Regions from separate parts of the Homo sapiens genome. Here region 1 is linked to region 2. A link is a loop called in an ENCODE intact Hi-C map of the cell type or tissue named here. Cell type or tissue: B cell. All regions are shown on one strand. Each heading gives the region's core, and the rest is flanking DNA. Links, peaks and the distances in the headings are about the cores only.

The links. Peaks named below come from ENCODE experiments on the same cell type or tissue, not always from the same donor. Only the 100,000 strongest peaks of a DNase experiment are listed, where the experiment ranks them.
Region 1: a loop joins it to region 2, with 38 times the contacts of the local background. A loop is called at or near these places in 2 of 110 quality-filtered maps.

What each region holds. Positions count from the first base shown.
Region 1 is chr9:128,502,224-128,512,122 of GRCh38, reverse strand. GLE1 (GLE1 RNA export mediator) reads right to left here and starts at 7,404. Exons shown (of 16, transcript NM_001003722.2): 1 at 7,219-7,404; 2 at 3,026-3,247. The coding sequence starts at 7,317. RefSeq lists an enhancer at 7,004-7,163 and a silencer at 7,384-7,593. In B cell, for the core only: no CTCF peak of the experiment used is centred there; a DNase peak (open chromatin) is centred at 7,432; H3K4me3 peaks cover 1,841 bases; H3K27ac peaks cover 1,396 bases.
Region 2 is chr9:128,780,066-128,790,394 of GRCh38, reverse strand. It overlaps TBC1D13 (TBC1 domain family member 13), which reads right to left and starts at 3,142. Exons shown (of 12, transcript NM_018201.5): 1 at 3,019-3,142; 2 at 1,988-2,061. The coding sequence starts at 3,041. LOC124902282 (a long non-coding RNA gene) reads right to left here. Exons shown (of 2, transcript XR_007061804.1): 2 at 8,526-8,822. RefSeq lists a silencer at 3,005-3,494, a cis regulatory region at 6,507-6,841 and an enhancer at 6,551-6,845. In B cell, for the core only: no CTCF peak of the experiment used is centred there; a DNase peak (open chromatin) is centred at 3,174; H3K4me3 peaks cover 1,674 bases; H3K27ac peaks cover 2,474 bases.

The DNA of each region.
Region 1 (9,899 bases), core at 4,900-9,899, 280 kb after region 2:
AAATCTTCACCCAGGCCGGGCCTGGTGGCTCACGCCTGTAATCCCAGAACTTTGGGAGGCCAAGTTGGGCAGATCACCTGAGAACAGGAGTTCGAGACCAGCCTGGCCAACATGGTGAAACCCCGTCTACTAAAAGTACAAAAATTAGCCAGGCATGGTGGCAGGCGCCTATAATCCCAGCTACTCGGGAGGCTGAGGCAGGAGAATCACTTGAACCTGGGAGGCGGAGGTTGCATTAAGCCGAGATTGCACCATTGCACTCCAGCCTGGGGGACAAGAATGAGACTTCGTCTCAAAAATAAATAAAGAAATAAATCTTCACCCAGCCCTAGATTCTGGTTATGTTTTAGTTCTAAAAGGCTTACAGTTTTTTTTTTATGTTTAAGTCCATGATCACGTTAATTTTTTTTTTTTTTTGAGATGGAGTCTTGCTCTGTCGCCCAGGCTGGTGTGCAGTGGCGCAATCTCAGCTCACTGCAAGCTCTGCCTCCCGCGTTCACATCATTCTCCTGCCTCAGCCTCCTGAGTAGCTGGGACTACAGGTGCCCGCCAACTCGCCTAATTTTTTTTTTTATTTTTAGTAGAGAAGGGGTTTGACCGTGTTAGCCAGAATGGTCTTGATCTCCTGACCTAGTGATCCACCCGCCTTGGCCTCCCAAAGTGCTGGGATTACAGGCGTGAGCCACTGCACCCGGCCAAGTTAATTTTTATATAAGGTATGACATTTAGGTGGAGGTTCCTTTTTTTCCTTAAGACGTTCAGTTGCTAAAAATATATATTTTAAAGTACCTAGACCTTTTCTGGCAACAACAACAACAACAAAATCAACATAAATATATATATTTATGTATATTTATAATATATATATTATTTATTTTGTTGTTATTATTTACTCAGTCTCTATATATACATATATTTTGAGACTGAGTCTTGCTCCGTTACCCAGGCTAGAGTACAATGGCATGATCTCAGCTCACTGCAACCTCCGTCTCCCGGGTTCAAGCAATTCTAGTGCCTCAGCCTCCCAAGTAGATGGGATTACAGGCGTGCGCCACGACGCCCAGCTAATTTTGTATTTTTAGTAGAGACAGGGTTTCACTGTGGTCAAGCTGCTCTCGAACTACTGATCTCAAGTGATCCACCTGCCTCAGCCTCCCAAAGTGCTGGGATTACACGTGTGAGCCACCACACGTGGCCACAAAGAATATTTTTTAAAGACTAATATTTTAAAAGATGAACTACTAGATAGAAAAAAAATACTTTCTATGTAAAAAAGAAAAAAAAAAAAAAAACTGGCCAGGCACAGTGGCTCACGACTATAATCCCAGCACTTTGGGAGGCCGAGGTGGGTAGATCATCTGAGGTCAGTAGTTTGAGACCAGACTGGACAACATGGCAAAATCCTGTCTCTACTAAGAATACAAAAATTAGCCAGGCATGGTGGCGCACACCTGTAATCTCAGCTACTTGGGAGGCTGAGGCAGAAGAACCGCGTGAACCCAGGAGGCAAAGGTTGCAGTAAGCCGAGACCATGCCACTGTACTCCAGCCTGGGTGACAGAGCTAGACTCCATCTTAAAAAAAAAAAAAAAAAAAAGCCTGGGTGTGGTGGTTCACACCTGTAATCCCAGCACTTTGGGAGGCCGAGGTGGGCAGATCATAAGGTCAGGAGTTTGAGAACAGCCAGGCCAATATGGTGAAACACCATCTCCACTAAAAATACAAACATAAGCCGGGCGTGATAGTGGGTGCCTGTAATCCCAGCCGCTCAGGAGGCTGAGGTGGGAGAATCGCTTGAAGCCGGGAGGCGGAAGTTGCAGTGAGCTGAAATTGCGTCACTGCACTCCAGCCTGGGGGACAGAGCAAGACTCCGTCTCAAAAAAAAAAAAGAAAAAGAAAATAGCCAAGTATGGTGGTGTCCACACGCAGTCCCAGCTATTCGGGAGGCTGAGACAGGAGGGTGGATTGAGCCTGGGAGGTGGAGGCTGCAGTGAGCCATGTTCATGCCACTGCACTCCATCCTGGTTGACAGAGACAGACCTCAGCTCAAAAAAAAGGGAGGGTGAAGAAGAAGACATGTTCACGTATATTTGTATATACACAAACTACCTCTAGAAGTATATAAAAAGTAATTTTAAAAAACTTCCAAAATTTAACTTTTTTTTGAGATAGGGACTCACTCTGTTGCCTAGGCTGGAATGTAATGGCTTGATCACAGCTCACTGTAGTCTCAAACTCCTGGGCTCAAGTGATCCTCCCATCTCAATGTCCCAAGTAGCTAGGACAACAAGCTCGAGCCACCATGCCTAGCCAATTTTTAAGTATTTTGGAGAGACAAGGTCTCACTATGTTGCCCAGGCTGGTCTTGAACTCCTGGGCTCAAGCAATCCTCTTGTCTTGGCCTTCCAAAGCACTGGAATTATGGACATGAGCCACTGTGTTGGGTCCAATTTAACTTTTTTTTTTTTTTTTGCGTTTAGGAGTGGAGGTTTAATAGGCAAGAGAAAGAGAAAGGAAAATAGTTCTCTCTCTAGTGAGAGAGAGGGGTCTTCTGAGAGGAAATGGCCCCAGTTTAGCATTTTTAAGTGGGAGAAATAACAAAAAAACAGAGGCAGGGACAAAACAGAGCCAGGAATAGGGTAAAATCTCCTACAGAACCAATGAGAGAAGGCATGTAAACTTAAAGAGAAGGTATACATTTCACTCTAAGCCTTCTTCCAGCAGATAACACAAAAAGGGAGACCATATCAGTTAAACAGACGCAGCGTTCATCAGAAAAAAAAAAAAATCCAATTGCTCATGAAATTAGTTATACTATTCTCGGTACTAAGAATAGAGGGGATTTTTCTCCCTCTGGATCTGTCTAAAGAGAACACTGAATGGTGCTGTCAACATTGTCTCTACAACAGCTACAACAATGAGCAATCATTATTTCCCCTAGGGTATGGTCACTGTCATATGACAATATTAAACATTTTGACTTTGCAGCCACCATGTCTTTTGTCTTAAGCTGATCACAACCTTACCTTGGTTCCATTTGGTGTTGCAGGGGAGGCTGGGGAAAAGGCAGAGCTTGCGTCAGGAGATTTGGGAACAAATGAGGGTTGATCTAGGGCTGAAGCTGACGTAGAGGATGGCGAAGTCTCAGACAGAGGTTGGTTCTCCTGCATATGGGGTAGGACGTGCTCTACCACCCATCCAGAATAAGAAGATAGCTTGGGAAGAGACATACATTCTTCTAAAACATCCTAGAGAAAAGAATAGGGTTAAGCTCAACTTACACGTCAACTGTTCTCAGTATAATCCACTACATGCCTTACTGAACATCTAAGAAGGCCTAAATAAATAAACATCAAAGACCCAAAGTAATGTATTAACAATCAGATGAAAACAAAGTACAGTGGTTTCTTGATAATGACCTAGACTACTATCCTTCTAATGAAAATCAGACTAAATAACCCTAACTACAGAAAAAGGGACAATGCACAAAGATTCCCACTAAAGCATATGTGAAAGCAATCTAAAGCACTGAACAGAACACGAGGAATTCTGAAGTAAGCTACTGTATACACAATCAGTAGAATGTCAGTCACTTAACAATGGGGGTAAGTTCTGAGAAACACAGGGTTAGGTGATCTTGTCATTGTGCGAGTATCGTAAAGCATCCTTACACAAACCTAGATGTATATATTTTTTCATTTTTAAAATTAATTATTTTTGAGACAGGGTCTCACTCTGTTACCCAGGCTGGAGTGCAGTGACCTAATCATGGCTCACTGTAGCCTGACCTCCTGGGCTCAAGCTATCCTCCCACCTCAACCAGTCTCCCCAGCAGCTGGGAGTACAGGCATGCGCCACTATATTCAGCTAATTATTTTTTCATTTTTTATAGAGATGGAGTCTTGATATGTTGCCCAGGCTGGTCTTTTTTTTTTTTTTTTTTGAGATGGAGTTTCGCTCTTGTTGCCCAGGCTGGAGTGCAATGGCACGATCTTGGCTCACCACAACCTCCACCTCCCAGGTTCAAGTGATTCTCCTGCCTCAGCCTCCTGAGTAGCTGGGATTACAGGCATGCACCACCATGCCTGGCTAATTTTGTACTTTTAGTAGATACGGGGTTTTCTCCATGTTAGTCAGGCTGGTCTCGAACTCCTGACCTCAGGCGATCCACCCGCCTCAGCCTCCCAAAGTGCTGGGATTACAGGCGTGAGCCACTGTGTGCCCAGCCTTTTTTTTGAGATGGAGTCTTGCTCTGTCACCCAGGCTGGAGTGCAGTGGCACGATCTCAGCTCACTGCAACCTCCACCTCCCGGGTTCAAGCAATTCTCCTGCTTCAGCCTCCCGAGCAGCTGGGATTACAGGTGTCGACCACCACACCCGGCTAATTTTTGTATTATTACTAGAGACAGGGTTTCACCATGTTGGCCAGGCTGGTCTCAAACTCCTGACCTCAGGTGATCCACCCACCTCAGCCTCCCAAAGTGTTGGGATTACAGGCGTGAGCCACCACGCCCGACTATTTTTTTTTTTTTTTTTTTGAGAGACAGGCTCTCATTCTGTTCCCCAGGCTGGAGTGCAGTGGCGTGATCACGGCTCACTGCAGCCTCAACTTTTCATGCTCAGGTAATACTCCCACCTCAGCCTCTCAAGGAGCAGGGACTACAGGCACGCACCACCACACCTGGTTAATTTTTTTGTATTTTTTGTAGAGGTGAGGTTTCTCCACATTGCCCAGGCTGGTGTCGAACTTCTGGGCTCAAGTGATCTGCCCACCTTGACTTACCAAAGTGCTGGGATTGCAGGTGTGAGACACCAAGCCTGGCTCCCAGCTTGAACTGGCCTCAAGCACTCGTCCTGCCTCAGCCTCGCAAAGTGTTGGGATTATGGGCATGAGTCACCACAACCAGCCTAATAATATTTTAAAAAATAGAAATAGATATGGATATGTATGTATACACCCTTAGTAGTAATAATGAGCATATCTAGTACCAGATCTTGGTTTGTAAATATAATTTTAAATCAAAGGAAACCAGGGGTCTCTGCAGAAAAGGTAAGTTCCAGAACTGGAGGCAGAAAAATATAAGATGAGCGTGGAACATCTTTGTATGAGAAAATAAGTACTGATTACCTATGATATAATAAATAAATGAAAAAACTAGAGTAGTTCAGAGATTGCTACAATGAGATAAAGTAAACTGATTGAGCAAATAAGTAAACATATTGAGAATAACAGGAGCCAAACTTCTCACTGCTAGGTAACATATTTACAAACATGGATGGGGTAAGATTAGAAAGAAAAGTGAAGTGCTGGGTTGGAAGTGGCATTTATCAGTATGAAGTCATGGTTTTATAATATATATGTACACACAAATAGACAGTACATAAATGTGTGTGTGGTGATGTGTGTACATATTTAGATATGTATTATTTCCTAGCTCTGTCTACTGAGAAGGCCTAGAAGCAATGGTACCCAATCAAGAATCTCAACACACTCAACTCCCAGATCTTGGTTTGCCAATACAGCACCATCCTCCACTTCAAAAGAGTCAGCCTCTTTGGAGAAATAGCTGATTCCAGGATTAAGACAGGGAAACTTGCACCTGGGACATCTTTTTGTGTCAAAAAGTAAAGAAATGTCAATGAAAGATGGAAATATGTCACAGGAACACAGGAACCAACTTAATGAGGTGCCCAGTAGCCAAATCTGGGACATTTTTCTTTTTAATTCTTATGAATACATAATTGTTGTACATATTTACAAGGCTACATTTTTTTTTTTGAGACACAGTCTCACTCTGTCACCCAGGCTTGAGTGCAGCAGCACAATCTCGGCTCACTGCAACCTCTGCTTCCAGGGTTCAAGCAATTCTCATGCCTCAGTCTCCCGAGTAGCTGGGATTACAGGCATGCACCACCATGCTCGGCTAATTTTGTATTTTTAGTAGAGATGCGGTTTCACCATGTTGGCCAGGCTGGTCGCGAACTCTTGACCTCAAGTGATCCGTCCCCCTCGGCCTCCCAACGTGCTGGGATTACGGGCCTGAGCCACCACGCCTAGCCTTGCATGTGATTATTTTGATACAAGCTTACAAAATCTGGGACATTTAAAATAAAATAAATAAATAATAAAAGTAATGGATTACAACTCACTGAATAAAATAGAAAGCACCTCCTTACAGTAGAATGCCAACTAACAAATGCAGAAGGAATAGCGGATATAAAGAAACAGGATCTGGCAACGTCATAGAGGTATCGATTCATGTGGAAAACATCAATGAATGCTAAAGCCATGGAGGATTAAGGTTTGCCCAGAAAAAAGGATACTGGTATTATTACTTCCCAACAATTACTAAGGGAAAAATGACGAATTTTAAACGGAGAGACCAGGCAGATAATAACGTAACCAGGTGATCAAGATTAGCATCACCAGTGTTGGGATGGGTTGACATCTGTGTGCCTCCTCATGTGACTTACTGAGAAAGCCATGGCATCATTTCTGTGGTATTCCTGCCAAGAATGCTTAACCTTGGTCTGGTGGTTTGAAAGCACATATGCTGGCAGTCAACCTACAGAATGTAAGGTCTGTATTTTTCAAAACTGTCAACAACATAAAAGACAGGGAAATACTTTAGGATTGTTTCCCAAGAAGTCTGAGGATGCAGGACAACGCCTTATCTGTAGCTAACTAGCAGCGACTCGGGAATGGGAGCTCGGCCTTAACTCTCCACATCCCTCCACTTCTCGCGCAGAGCTTTGCAAATGCTAGGTACGGTGACCACGCCCCCATTCACTTTCCAGGTCTGCCAAATCAATCTAAAAATTTGGTCATTTCACTAGTAGCAATGGATTAGGTCGTGTCAATCGTTCGTCGCAAACTCTAGAGCTCCCAGCACATGAGACATACAGTAAGTTAACTGAACCTGGGGCCGAGATTGCTTTGACAACAGCAGAACGGAGAAGGCGCCCAACTGGCGGAGGGTAGCAATGAAGCCTTCAGAGCGCGGGGCACCTGTGAAGTCAGGGGAGCTCCCCGAAACGCTAAAATAGGCTGAAGAGGACAGAAACCCCAGGACAGAGGGATGTACACACAGAAGTCAAGAAATAAATGCAGGTTGTTAGACTGCACGGGTTCCCGGGAGCAGAACGTGCCAACGGCTAGGGAGAAGGTTTCGGTCGCGAGGGGCCGGAAAGGCCTACGTCCTCCGGGGCCACCGCTCACCTCGCGCCGCAGCAGCCAGTCGCGGTAGTAGCAAAGGCGACCTTTGTCGGAACTGCGTAGGGCCTTCAAGGTCTCCCAGCAGCGACCCTCAGACGGCATGGTTGGCTAAGGGGCAGCTTCTCTGACGCCCCCCTTCTGACCAAACAAGCCCTCGAATCAGCCGCCGGGAAGGCCACACAGGCTTCTGCTTCCGGGACGCGCGCGCAGCACAGCCCCGCCCCTAACGCCTGCACGCCCCACCTCCGGCGACGCTCCCGCGTTCCCGCCCTCCCACCAGTGCGCCTGCGCGCAGGGCTTGGCTGTCGGGGCACGTTCCGCAGAGGTAACCACCGCTCCCAATCCCCGGGGCTGCTGAAAATTTGTCTGTGCCTTGAGACTGTGCAGAAACTGGAACCCTCATACACTGCTCATGGGACTGTAAAATGAAGCACCTGCTGTGGAAGACAGTCTGGCAGTTCCTCAAAAGGTTAAACAATTACCATTTGACCCAGCAATTCTCCTAGGTAAATATATATATATATATAAAATACGCCAAAGAAATGAAACCTATGTATATATAAAAACTTGTCCATGAATGTTCACAGCAGTGTTATTCATAATAGCCAAAAAGTGAAAGCAACCCAAACGTCCATCCATTGGTGAATGGATAAATAAAATATAGTACTATGTGCGCGGTTCCCGAGTTCCCCCGCTTTCTGTGCACTGACCAAGTATCAGAGTGCCTTGACCGCCCTGTGACCCAGCCAGCTGCAAGTTTTTTCCTGCAGACTTGCAACCAAACACGGGCCTTGCATATCCCTAGGCACTAAGGATATCTAGGTTATTGCCCAAAACGCTGAAACTGACCCCTGCTTTTAGCCAAATTCCATAAACCCTCATATAAACTTCATACCCTGACCCCTCGCTGGGGATGTACCTAGGTGAAACACCGCTTCTCTCTGTCTGTCGCGAGAATTGCTGCAGCCCACTCTGTAAGCTTCCCTAATAAATGTTTTGGGTTTAATGCTGCTTTTTTGAGACAGAGTCTTGCTCTGTCCCCCAGGCTGGAGTACAGTGGCTCGATCTCGGCTCACTGCAACCTCCGCCTCCCGGGTTCAAGCGATTCTCCTGCCTCAGCTCCCCGTGTAGCTGGGACTACACGCGCCAGCCACCACGCCCAGCTATTTTGTATTTTTAGCAGAGGCGGGGTTTCACCATGTTGGTCAGGCTGGTCTCGAACTCCTGACCTCAGTTGATCCACCCACCTCGACCTCCCAAAGCGTTGGGATTACAGGCATGAGCCACTGCGCCCGGCCATAGTGCTTCTTTGGAATCCCAACCAGCCCTGTTTGGCAGGAGGAAACACCACATCTATATAATGGAATGTTATGGGGCCATAAAAATAAAGTGCTGATGATACGCTGCAACATCAATCTTGAAAGCATTATGCTGAGAGAAGCCAGTCATGAATGGCCACATGTTGGACAATTCCACTTATGTGAAATATCCAGAAGAGACAAATCTATAGAGCCAGAGAAACTTTATGACTAGTTGCCAGGGGCTGGGGGAGGGGAATGGGGAGTGACTGCTAATGGGTATGGCGTTTCTTTTTTGGGAGTGATGAAATTGGTTGGCTGGGTGCCGTAATCCCAGCACTTTGGAAGGCCAAGGTGGGCAGATCACCTGAGGTCAGGAGTTTCAGACAAGCCTGGGCAACATGGCAAAACCCTGTCTCTACAAAAAATACAAAAATTAGCCAGGCAAAGTGCCATGCACCTATAGTCCCCACAGGCTGATGCAGGAGGATCCCTTGAACTCTGGAGGCAGAGGCTGCAGTGAGCCGAGATGGTGCCACTGCACTGTAGCCTGGGTGACAGAGAGAGACTCCATTTCGAAAAAAGAAAAAACTAGGTCTAGAATTAGATAATGGTGATGGCTACACAACTTGGTGAATATACTACAAACCATTGAATTATATATACACTTTATCTTTTCGAGACAGAATCTCGCCGTGTTGCCCAGGCAGGAGTGCAGTGGCGTGATCTTGGATCACTGCAACCTCCACCTCCTGGGTTCAAGTGATTCTCCTGCCTCAACCTACCAAGTAGCTGGGACTACAGGCGTCCACCACCACTCCCGGCTAATTTTTGTATTTTTAGTAGAGACAGGGTTTCACCATGTTGGCCAGGCTGGTCTCGAACTCCTGACCTCAGGTGATCCACCCGCCTCGGCCTCCCAAAGTGCTGGGATTACAGGTGTGAGTGACCACGCCTGGCCTATATTTACACTTTAAAAGGGTGAATTCTAGGCCAGGTATGGTGGCTCATGCTTGTAATCCCAGCAGTTTGGGAGGCCAAGGTAGGAGGATGGCTTGAGCCCAGGAGTTTGAGACCAACCTGGACAACATGATGAGACCTGCCTCTACCAAAAAAAAAAAAAATCCAAAAATTAGCCAGGCATGGTGGCATGCACCTGTGCTCCCAGCTACTCAGAAGGCTGAGGCAGGAGATCGCTTAAACCCAGGAGGCTGAGGCTGTAGTGAGCCATCATTGTGCCACTGCTCACCAGCTTGGATGACAGAGGGAGACCCTGTTTCAAAAAAATAAAAAGAGTGAATTTTATGTGAATTATATCTCAATAAAAATAGAATGAGTCACAATTGTCCAGAGACGGCTCTAACTGGGACCCCAGACTTTCTGACC
Region 2 (10,329 bases), core at 446-5,445:
ACCATGTTGGCTAGGCTGGGCTTGAACTCCTGACCTCAGGTGATCCCCCCACTTCGGCCTCCCAAACTGTTAGGATTACAGGCGTGAGCCACCATACCCAGCCTAGACTGGATGCTAATTTTTTTTTTTTTTTTTTTGGAGACAAAGTCTTGCTCTGTTGCCCAGGCTGGAGTGCAATGGCGTGATTTCTGCTCACTGCAACCTCCGCCTCCCCGGTTTAACTAATTCTTCTGCCTCAGCCTTGCAAGTAGCTGGGATTACAGATGTGTGCCACCACTCCTGGCTAATTTTTGTATTTTTAGTAGAGACAGGGTTTCACCATATTGGCCAGGCTGGTCTCGAACTCCTGACCTCAGGTGATCCACCTGCCTCAGCCTCCCAAAGTGCTGAGATTACAGGTGTGAGCCACCATGCCCGGCCTGAAATGTTCTTTTGAGGATAACACCTTCTCATCCTTGATATTCCTTCCTCAGGAGCAGCCTTTACCACCACCATGTCATCCTAATTCAGGTCAGTTCCCCCTGTTATAAGCAATAATGGCTCTGTGACTATTTCATAGCATCTGTCATAAGTGGAATTATTATATATATATATATATATATGGTGTATTTTCTTAACGTCTGTAACCCCTACTACTGGGTAAGCCCCAGAAGGACAAAAACCACATCTATTATTCCCAGTGCATAGCACAGAGCACTGCACATAGAAGATATTCCATACATATTTGTGGAATATAAACTAAGCTACGAATGCTAAGTATTTTGTGCTTTACAGATATTATTTCATTTAATCTTCATTATTACCCCAGTAAGTAGGGAAGATTAACGTAATTGTCGTAAGAAGGAAACTTATCTGTAAAACTCTTAACTACTAACACTGACTGCCTCTCCTTTGGGGCCTATATTTCACTCCTAAACAGAAAGACAAAGTTATCCTGCAATAAGATCAGGAAGCTCACTACCGCAGTTGCTGCTGTAGTATCCCTGGTACCATGAACATGAGTGAATACCTCCACTTCAGAATCTATATGAGGATGACAGGGACAATATAAGAAGTTCTTTTTTTTTTTTTTTTTTTTGAGATGGAGCTTCACTCTTGTCGCCCAGGCTGGAGTGCAATGGCGCAATCTCGGCTCACTGCAATTCCCAGGTTCAAGTGATTTTCCTGCCTCAGCCTCCCGAGTAGCTGGGATTACAGGCAAGTGCCACCAAGCCCAGCTACTTTTTTATATTTTTAGTAGAGACTAGGTTTCACCATGTTGGCCAGGCTGTTCTCGAACTCCTGACCTCAGGTGATCCACCTGCCTTGGCCTCCCAAAATGTTGGGATTACAGGCATGAGCCACGGCACCCGGCCAGAAGTTCTTGCTGGCAAAGTTACAAGGGCAAAAAAGTGACAAGAAGCTATGCAGAACACGTTGGGATATTTTTTAAAACAGGCAAAAAGAGAGTTATCTTTGTGCTCATTGGGGCAAAGTCTAACACAGCAGGATCAGCTCCTTAAAGTCAGTGTCCCAAGGCTACCCATTTTACCACTAGCCAAGGTTTAGTTCAGGCAGCTTAGACCCCAAGCCAGGGAGAGAACAAGGAACAACCCTGCAGTTAACCAAACTCACCAACACAGGAAGCTAGCTAAGGAATGAGGAAAGACTGTCCTGGGCTCAAAAGGTCCCAACTCTCATTCTCCAGGCTTCAGTCCTGTCCTGTTACTCTCAGGAATCTGGCACCTCCTGCGGAAAGCTTAGGAAAGCTTAGGGCATGCTAAGTGTGGCCACTGCCCCTCTGGGAAACCCCTCCAAGCTCAAGGCAGTCACTGCCTGTTCAGCTCTACAGAATCTGGAAAAGGCCCCAAGAGTCTGTGTGTAATTTCCTTCCAAGGCCCCAGCCCCCAGCAGCTGGGCCCCAGAGCTGACCAGGTGTGGCCTCCCCCTGTATTCTAGCCACAGGGCTGCTGTAGGGAAACCGTGAAAATACAGAATGGCTTCTTACCACTAAAGCTGAGTTCCCGCAGCTTTTCCAATGCAATTGAGGGCTCCTTCAGGACATCCTGGAAATCTGCAATTCTGGAAGGGGAGATAGGGCGGCAAATGAAGCATGCTGATATCGGCTCAGTGAGACCCACAGCCCTCAGCTCCCTCACACTGCCAGTTTCCAACCTGTGCCTCTCTCCCCTTTAGGACATAAAAATCACACAGCTTAGTCAAGGTCCTCACCAAAGACAGCTTTGGAGAACAACAAAACTATATTTCACTTCTTCCTCTACAACCAGAAACACAGAATGCCAGGGAAGAAACTTGAGAGATATTCTTGTCTAGAAGTTCCCAAATGAGGACCATAAAATTAGACATATTCCAACATTCTAATACTTAGTGAGCTGACATTTACTGGGCACTTCCTGCCGGCCAGGCCGGGTCCACGCACAGCCACCAACTGAACTCCTTGGACCTCAGGAACCAGGAGTAATTTGATATGCAGACAATGGACCATGCTCACAAATATAACCATTACAAGACCTCTGGGCCTGCCAGAAGGCAAGGACAAAGGGTTTAAAAAACACGTCCTGAAGGAAAACTGAAGAGTGAGCAAAATTCAGCCAATGCTGCAGGATCTGGCCTGGGGGAGGGGCCAGACTGGAGAATGCAAGTTCTCTAGCAATCCTAGTAAGAAAAAGGCACGGGGGACAGGGTGCACTTGGAGAGAGTACGGGAGCAGGGGGATCAAAAGGGGGAAAGGCACGGGGGCGGGGCATGGGGGTCTGGATGAGGAAGACTCAGGGGAAGGGGGACACCAGGGGTCCAGGATGAGGGAGGCAGAAGCAGTGACATCAGGGGCAGGAGAAGGGCCGCCCCTCCGTCGTTCCTGCAGCCCACAGGCAATGAGGTTAGAAGGTGGACGCTCGAGACCCTCTGCCGAGGGGGTCTGCCGATTCCTGGCCACACCCGCGCTTCCCCCTTCTGAGGGGCAGAAGGGGCAGCCTGGCCAGGAGTGGCCCAGCCGGGTCAGGCCCCATGGCCCCTTACCGGCTCTTGTGCAGACTTGACATGGTGTTGACTTCCGGACCCCCCAGCCGCCTCCGCCGCCTGCGCCTCTGCCGCCTGCGCTGCCGCCGCCGCCGCCGCCCCCCAGGGACGCGGGGCTCTGCGCAAAAGCCTCCGGCGGGAAACACAGCCACTAGCCTGCGCGTTCCACCGCCTCAGCCCCGCCCCGCCCCGCCAGTCACGTGCCACCCCTCGACTCTCACGCTTCCACACGGTACTGGCGGCTACGGCCGGCCGGGTTGAGCGGGGCAACCTCGGGTCTGGTGGGCGTGGCAATCGCGGGCCGGGAGCCCCAGCGCCGCCGACCCTGCGGGCCAAATTTGAGAACCCGCCGGTGACAGCGCAGACTGTGTGTCTCTGGACTATTCCTTGCGCTTCCCTGGGCCTCAGTGTCTACTTACGCAATATACCTGTCACCCTGTCGTCTTCCCTGCACTCACCCCCCTGTAATTAACTACTGCATGATTGTTACAGGAGTCTCGGCCTCCCCTGCTAAACTGTTCAGGCCCCCCAGCTTATCTTGGTCTCTGCAGAATCCTCAAGGCCTGTATAGCAGGGACTCGCATGAACCGCCGTGCGCGGCCCAACTTTTTTTTTTTTTATAAAAACTATACCAGCAAACCCTATAAAATGTAAGTTAGGAAGAAAGAAAAAAACACAAATGATATCTTAAGAAAAATAGGCTGGACCGGGCGCGGTGGCTCATCCCTGTAAATTCCAGTGCTTTGGGAGGACGAGGCAGGCAGACCACTTGAGGTCAGGAGTTGGAGACCACTCTGGCCAACACGGTGAAACCCCGTCTCTACCAAAAATGCAAAAATTAGCCGGGCGTGGTGGCAGGCGCCTGTAATCCCAGCTCCTCGAGATTACCTTCTTTACAAAAGATGTAAAAATTAGTTGAGTAGGCCGGGCGTGGTGGCTCACGCCTGTAATCCCAGCACTTTGGGAGGCTGAAGCGGGCAGATCACCAGGTCAGGAATTTGAGAACAGCCTAACCAACATGGTGAAACCTCGTCTCTACTAAAAATACAAAAATTAGCCGGGTGTGGTGACGCACAACTGTAATCCCAGCTACTCAGGAAGCTGAGGCAGGAGAATTGCTTGAACCCGGGAGGCGGAGCTTGCAGTGAGCCGAGATAGTGCCACCGCACTCCAATAGCGCCACCGCACTCCAACCTGGGCAAAAACGCAAGACCCTGTCAAAAAAAAAAAAAAAAGAAAAGAAAAGAAAAGAAACTGCTTAAAGATTTTCCGAAATGGTTGTATTATTTAACACCTTTTTCTTGAGAAAAAAAAAAAAAGAAAGAAACAGCTAGCCAGGCGCGGTGGCTCACGCCTGTAATCCCAGCACTTTGGGAGGCCAAGGAGGGCGGATCATGAGGTCAGGAGATCGAGACCATCCTGTCTAACACGGTGAAACCCCATCTCTACTAAAAAATACAAAGAAAAAAATTAGCCGGGCGTGGTGGTGGGTGCCTGTAGTCCCAGCTACTCGGGAGGCTGAGGCAGGAGAATGGCATGAACCTGGGAGGCAGAGCTTGCAGTGAGTGGAGATTGCACGACTGCACTCCAGCCTGGGCGAAAGAGCGACACTCTATCTCAAAAAAAAAAAAAGAAAAAGAAAAAGAAAAGAAAGTGCTTAAATATTTTCCAAAATGGTTGTATTATTTAACACCTACCCCAGCAGTATATGAGAGTTGCTGTTGTACCACGTCCTCACCAATACTTGATGTGGTCAGTCTTTTTAATCTTAGACATTCTAGTAGATGTGAAGTGGTATCTCCTGCTTTAACATGCATTTCCCTAAAGACATATGATGTTGAGCATCTCTTCACACGTTTGCTATGCATATATACTCTTCTTTCTTTTTTTTGAGACATGGTCTCACTCTGTCACCCCAGGCTGGAGTGCAGTGGCGCAATCTCAGTTCACTGCAACCTCTGCCTACTGAGTAGCTGGGACTACAGGCGCATGCCACCATGCCCAGCTGATTTTTGTATTTTGAGGTAGAGATAGGGTTTCATCATGTTGGCCAGGCTGGTCTCAAACTCCTGACCTCAAGTGTCTGCCCACCTCAGGCCTCCCAAAGTGCTGGGATTACAGGCATGAGCTACCATGCCTGGCCTTCTTTTTTTTTTTTCTTGAGACGGAATCTCACTCTTGTTGCCGAGGCTGGAGTGCAATGGGGTGATCTCCAGCTCACGGCAACCTCTGCCTCCCGGGTTCAAGCGATTCTTCTGCCTCAGCCTCCCGAGTAGCTAGGATTAAAGGTTCATGCCACCCTGCCTGGCTAATTTTTATATTTTTTGATTTAAAAAAAATTTTGTATTTTTAGTAGAGACGGGTTTTCATCATGTTGGCCAGGCTGGCCTCAAACTCCTGACCTCAGGTTATTCTCCCTCCTCGGCCTCCCAAAATCCTGGGATTACAGGCGTGAGATACCATGCCTGGCAGCACCTGGCCTTCTAATTTTTTTTTTTTTTTGAGATGGAGTCTGGCTCTGTTGCCCAGGCTGGAGTGCAGTGGTGCAATCTCCACTCACCACAACCTCCGCCTCCTGAGTTCAAGCAATTCTCCTACCTCAGCCTCCCAAGTAGCTGGGATTATAGGCGCGCGCCAGTATGCCTGGCTAATTTTTGTAGTTTTAGTAGAGACGGGTTTCTCCATGTTGGCCAGGCTGGTCTTGAACTCCTGACCTCAGGCGATCTGCCCACCTTTGCCTCCCAAAGTGCTGAGATGACAGTCATGAGCCACCATGCCTGTCCCTATTGCCCGTTCTTTATTGTACTTTTTTTTTTTTTTTTTTTTTGAGACAGTCTCTCTGTTCTTGGCTGGGCTGGAGTGCAATGGCGCAATCTTGGCTCACAGCAACCTCTGCCTCCAGCAATTATCCTGCCTCAGCCTCCCAAGTAGCTGAGATTACAGGCGCCCACCACCACACCTGGCTAATTTTTGTATTTTAGCAGAGACGGGGTTTCACCATGTTGGCCAGGCTGGTCTCGAACTCCTGACATCAGGTGATCTACCCACCTCGGGCTCCCAAAGTGTTGGGATTACAGGCGTGCATCACCATGCCAAGCCTATTGTACTTTTTTTTTTTTTTTTTTTGATACGGAGTCTTACTCTGTCACCAGGCTAGAGTGCAGTGGCGCAATCTCGGCTCACTGCAACCTCCGCCTCCCGGGTTAAAGTGCTTCTCCTGCCTCAGCCTCCTAAGTAGCTGGGATTACAGGTGCCTGCTACCACACCCGGCTAGTTTTTGTATTTTTAGTACAGACGGGGTTTCACGATGTTAGCCAGGATGGTCTTGATCTCCTGACCTCGTGATCTGTTGTCCTCGGCCTCCCAAAGTGCAGAGATTACAGGCTTAAGGCTCCACGCCTGGCCTATTGTACATTTTTAAATCCCCACCACCACATTTTTCCCCCCCTCCCCAGGATGAGGTCTTGTTCTGTCCCCAGGCTGGAGTGCAGAGATTGCAGTGAGCCGAGATCATGCCACTGCACTCCAGGCTAGGCAACAGAGTGAGACCCTGTCTTAAAAAAAAAAGAAAAAAAAAAAAAAAGAGACAGTTATAATTGCTGACAAGGATGTGGAGAGATAGGAACCCACACATGTGCTGGAGGGAATGTAAAATGGTGCAGCTGCTATGGAAAATAGTATGACAGTTCCTCAAAAAGCTAAACATAGAATTACCCTATGACTCAGCACTTCCATTCCTAGGCATTGAAAGCATGGACAGGGCCAGGTGCAGTGGCTCTTGCTTGTAATCGCAGCACTCTGGGAGGCCAAGGCAGGAGGATTGCTTGAGGCAGGAATTCCAGACCAGCCTGGGCAACATAATGAGACCCCCGTCTCTGTAAAAAATCTTAAAATTTATCCAGGCATGGTGGCACACACCTGGTGTCCCAGCTACTCAGGAGGCTAAGGTGGGAGGATCACTTGAGCCTGGGAGGTTGGAGGCTGCAGTGAGCCATGATGATCAATCCACTGCACTCCAGCCTGGGTGACAGAGTGAGAAAAAAAAAAAAGAGAGAGAGAGAGAGAGAGAGAGAAAGCAGGAACAGATAGTTGTATGCCAATTGCAGCACTATTCCCAATAGCCAAAACGTGGACACACTTCATGTAACGATCAACAGATGAATGGATAAACAAAATGTTGTATATACATATCATGGCTTTTTTACATGCTACAACATGATGAACCGTGAAGACATTATGCTAAGTATCACAGCCAGTCACAAAAGGACAAACACTGTATGATTGTACTTGTATAAGGTAGCTAGGATATGCAAATTTATAAAAAAATAAAAGTGGATTAGATGTCACCAGGGACTACAGAGATAGAGAATGGGGAGTTATTGCTTAATGGTTACAGTTTCTATTTGGGGTAATGAAAAATTTTGGAAATAGGCTGAGCAAGATGATCTGTAATCCCAGCACTTTGGGAGGCCAAGGCAGGAGGACCACTTGAGGTCAAGAGTTCAAGACTAGCCTGTGCAATATAGCAAGACCCCATCTTTAAAAAAAAAAATTTTTTTTTGAGACACAGTCTCACTCTGCCACCCAGGCTGAGTACAGTGGCGGGATCTTGGCTCACTGCAGCCTCAACCTTCTGGGCTCAAGAGATCCTCTGCCTCAACCTCCCAAGTAGCTGGGAGCACATACCTGTGGCACCATGCCTGGCTAATTTTTTGTATTTTTTGTAGAGACAGGGTTTTGCCACCTTGCTCAGGCTGATTTCGAACTCCTGAGCTCAAGCAATCCCCCTGCCTCAGCCTCCTAAAGAGCTGGGATTACAGGAGTGAGCTCCACACCCGGCCTACAAAAATTTAACAAAAATAATTAGCAGGGCATGGTGGCACGCACCTGTAATCCTAGCTACTTGGGAGGTTGAGGCAGGAGAATTGCTTGAACCTAGGTGTTTGAGGCTGCAGTGAGCTGTGCTCACACCACTGCACTCCAGCTGGCGTAACAGAGCAAAACGCTGTCTCAAAAACAAACAAACAATAACAAAGTAATTTTGGAAATAAATAGTTTCCAAAGCTGCTAACGTAAAAGTTAAACAATGTAAAAAGATTACATAGTGTGCCAGTAATCAATTTCTTGACTCTCAGCTTCAAATTCTCTCATCATTTCCTGCTCTGAGAAAATGGATTTGGGACCTTTAACTATTTTTCCTGCATGGAATGGGCTTTCCTTTCCAATTTTAGTGTGCTTGGTAGACAGGCTTCTGCAGAACAAGGGGCTTGTCCAGCGCCTGCCTACTACTTCATTGCCAGTAGCCAGGAACGTCTCCCAACACTCTTCTCTGGCATTATTTTCAGAAAGGAGCCTCTGGTGGGACACTTTCCTGTAAATAGCTTTCCCAAGAACCTTAGATGGCTGATTTCTGGCAAGTTCTGTGACATTATTACCAAAACACCAGGGGTTTTGTCTAGGTCTTGCTGCTGGCTGCACAGAAAGCCAGTCACTGAGACAACCAGTACTGCCAGGAAAGAAAGCTTTAATCAGGTACTGCAGCCATGGAGGTGGGAGATCAGCTTCAAATCCATCTCCGTGACCAACTAAAATTAGGAGTTTATACAGCAGAAAAGAAATGTAGCTACATACAGGAAAACAGGAATTAGGGGAGGATAAGAAAGAAGAGTTGTTCAGCAGGAAGCAGGTGGCAGGTGGTCAGGTAATCATGACCAGTGAAGGGTCTGGTGTCTCATTGTACAGATGCTGTGATCTGGGAAGTTTCAGTTCCTTGATACTATCTGGGAGGCCTGATAGTTGGTTTCCTGAGAAATAAATTCAGATAAGACAAGTGTAACATTTTCAAGTTTCAAGACTCATGAAGGTCAACTTCTACATTTATTTTAAAAAAACCATAAATATCAGTTCTGTGGGACAATTGGGTTGGTTTCAACATGACACCACAGCTGATTTCCAGCAAGTTTCAAACGTAGAATTTCCAGAAAGTTTCATCAGTGCAGCATCACCATGACTTTGCTACCATTCAGTGAGCCACAGCCTTGTCCTTTCTCTTTATTTGAGACAGAGTCTTGCTCTGTTGCCGGGCTGGAGTGCGGTGGCACAATTTCAGTTCACTGCAACCTCTACCTCCCGGGTTCAGGCGATTTTCCTGCCTCAGCCTCCCAAGTGGCTGGGACTACAGGCACATGCCACCAGGCCCAGCTAATTTTTTTCTTTTTTCTTTTTTTTTAATTGATCATTCTTGGGTGTTTCTCGCAGAGGGGGATTTGGCAGGGTCACAGGACAACAGTGGAGGGAAGGTCAGCAGATAAACAAGTGAACAAAGGTCTCTGGTTTTCCTAGGCAGAGGACCCTGCGGCCTTCCGCAGTGTTTGTGTCCCTGGGTACTTGAGATTAGGGAGTGGTGATGACTCTTAAGGAGCATGCTGCCTTCAAGCATCTGTTTAACAAAGCACATCTTGCACCGCCCTTAATCCATTCAACCCTGAGTGGACACAGCACATGTTTCAGAGAGTACAGGGTTGGGGGTAAGGTCACAGATCAACAGGATCCCAAGGCAGAAGAATTTTTCTTAGTACAGAACAAAATGAAAAGTCTCCCATGTCTACCTCTTTCTACACAGACACGGCAACCATCCGATTTCTCAATCTTTTCCCCACCTTTCCCCACTTTCTATTCCACAAAACCGCCATCGTCATCATGGCCCGTTCTCAATGAGCTGTTGGGTACACCTCCCAGACGGGGTGGTGGCCGGGCAGAGGGGCTCCTCACTTCCCAGTAGGGGCGGCCGGGCAGAGGTGCCCCTCACCTCCGGGACGGGGCGGCTGGCCGGGCGGGGGGCTGACCCCCCCACCTCCCTCCTGGACGGGGCAGCTGGCCGGGCGGGGGGCTGACCGCCACCTCCCTCCCGGACGGGGCGGCTGGCCTGGCGGGGGCTGACCCCCCACCTCCCTCCCGGACGGGGCGGCTGGCCTGGCGGGGGCTGACCCCCACCTCCCTCCCGGACGGGGTGGCTGCCGGGCGGAGACGCTCCTCACTTCCCAGATGGGGTGGCTGCCAGGGGGAGGGGCTCCTCACTTCTCAGACGGGGTGGCTGCCGGGCGGAGGGGCTCCGCACTTCTCAGACGGGGCAGTTGCCAGGCAGAGGGTCTCCTCACTTCTCAGACGGGGCAGCCGGGCAGAGACGCTCCTCACATCCCAGACGGGGCAGCAGGGCAGAGGCGCTCCCCACATCTCAGACGATGGGCAGCGGGCAGAGACGCTCCTCACTTCCTAGATGGGATGGCGGCCGGGAAGAGGCGCTCCTCACTT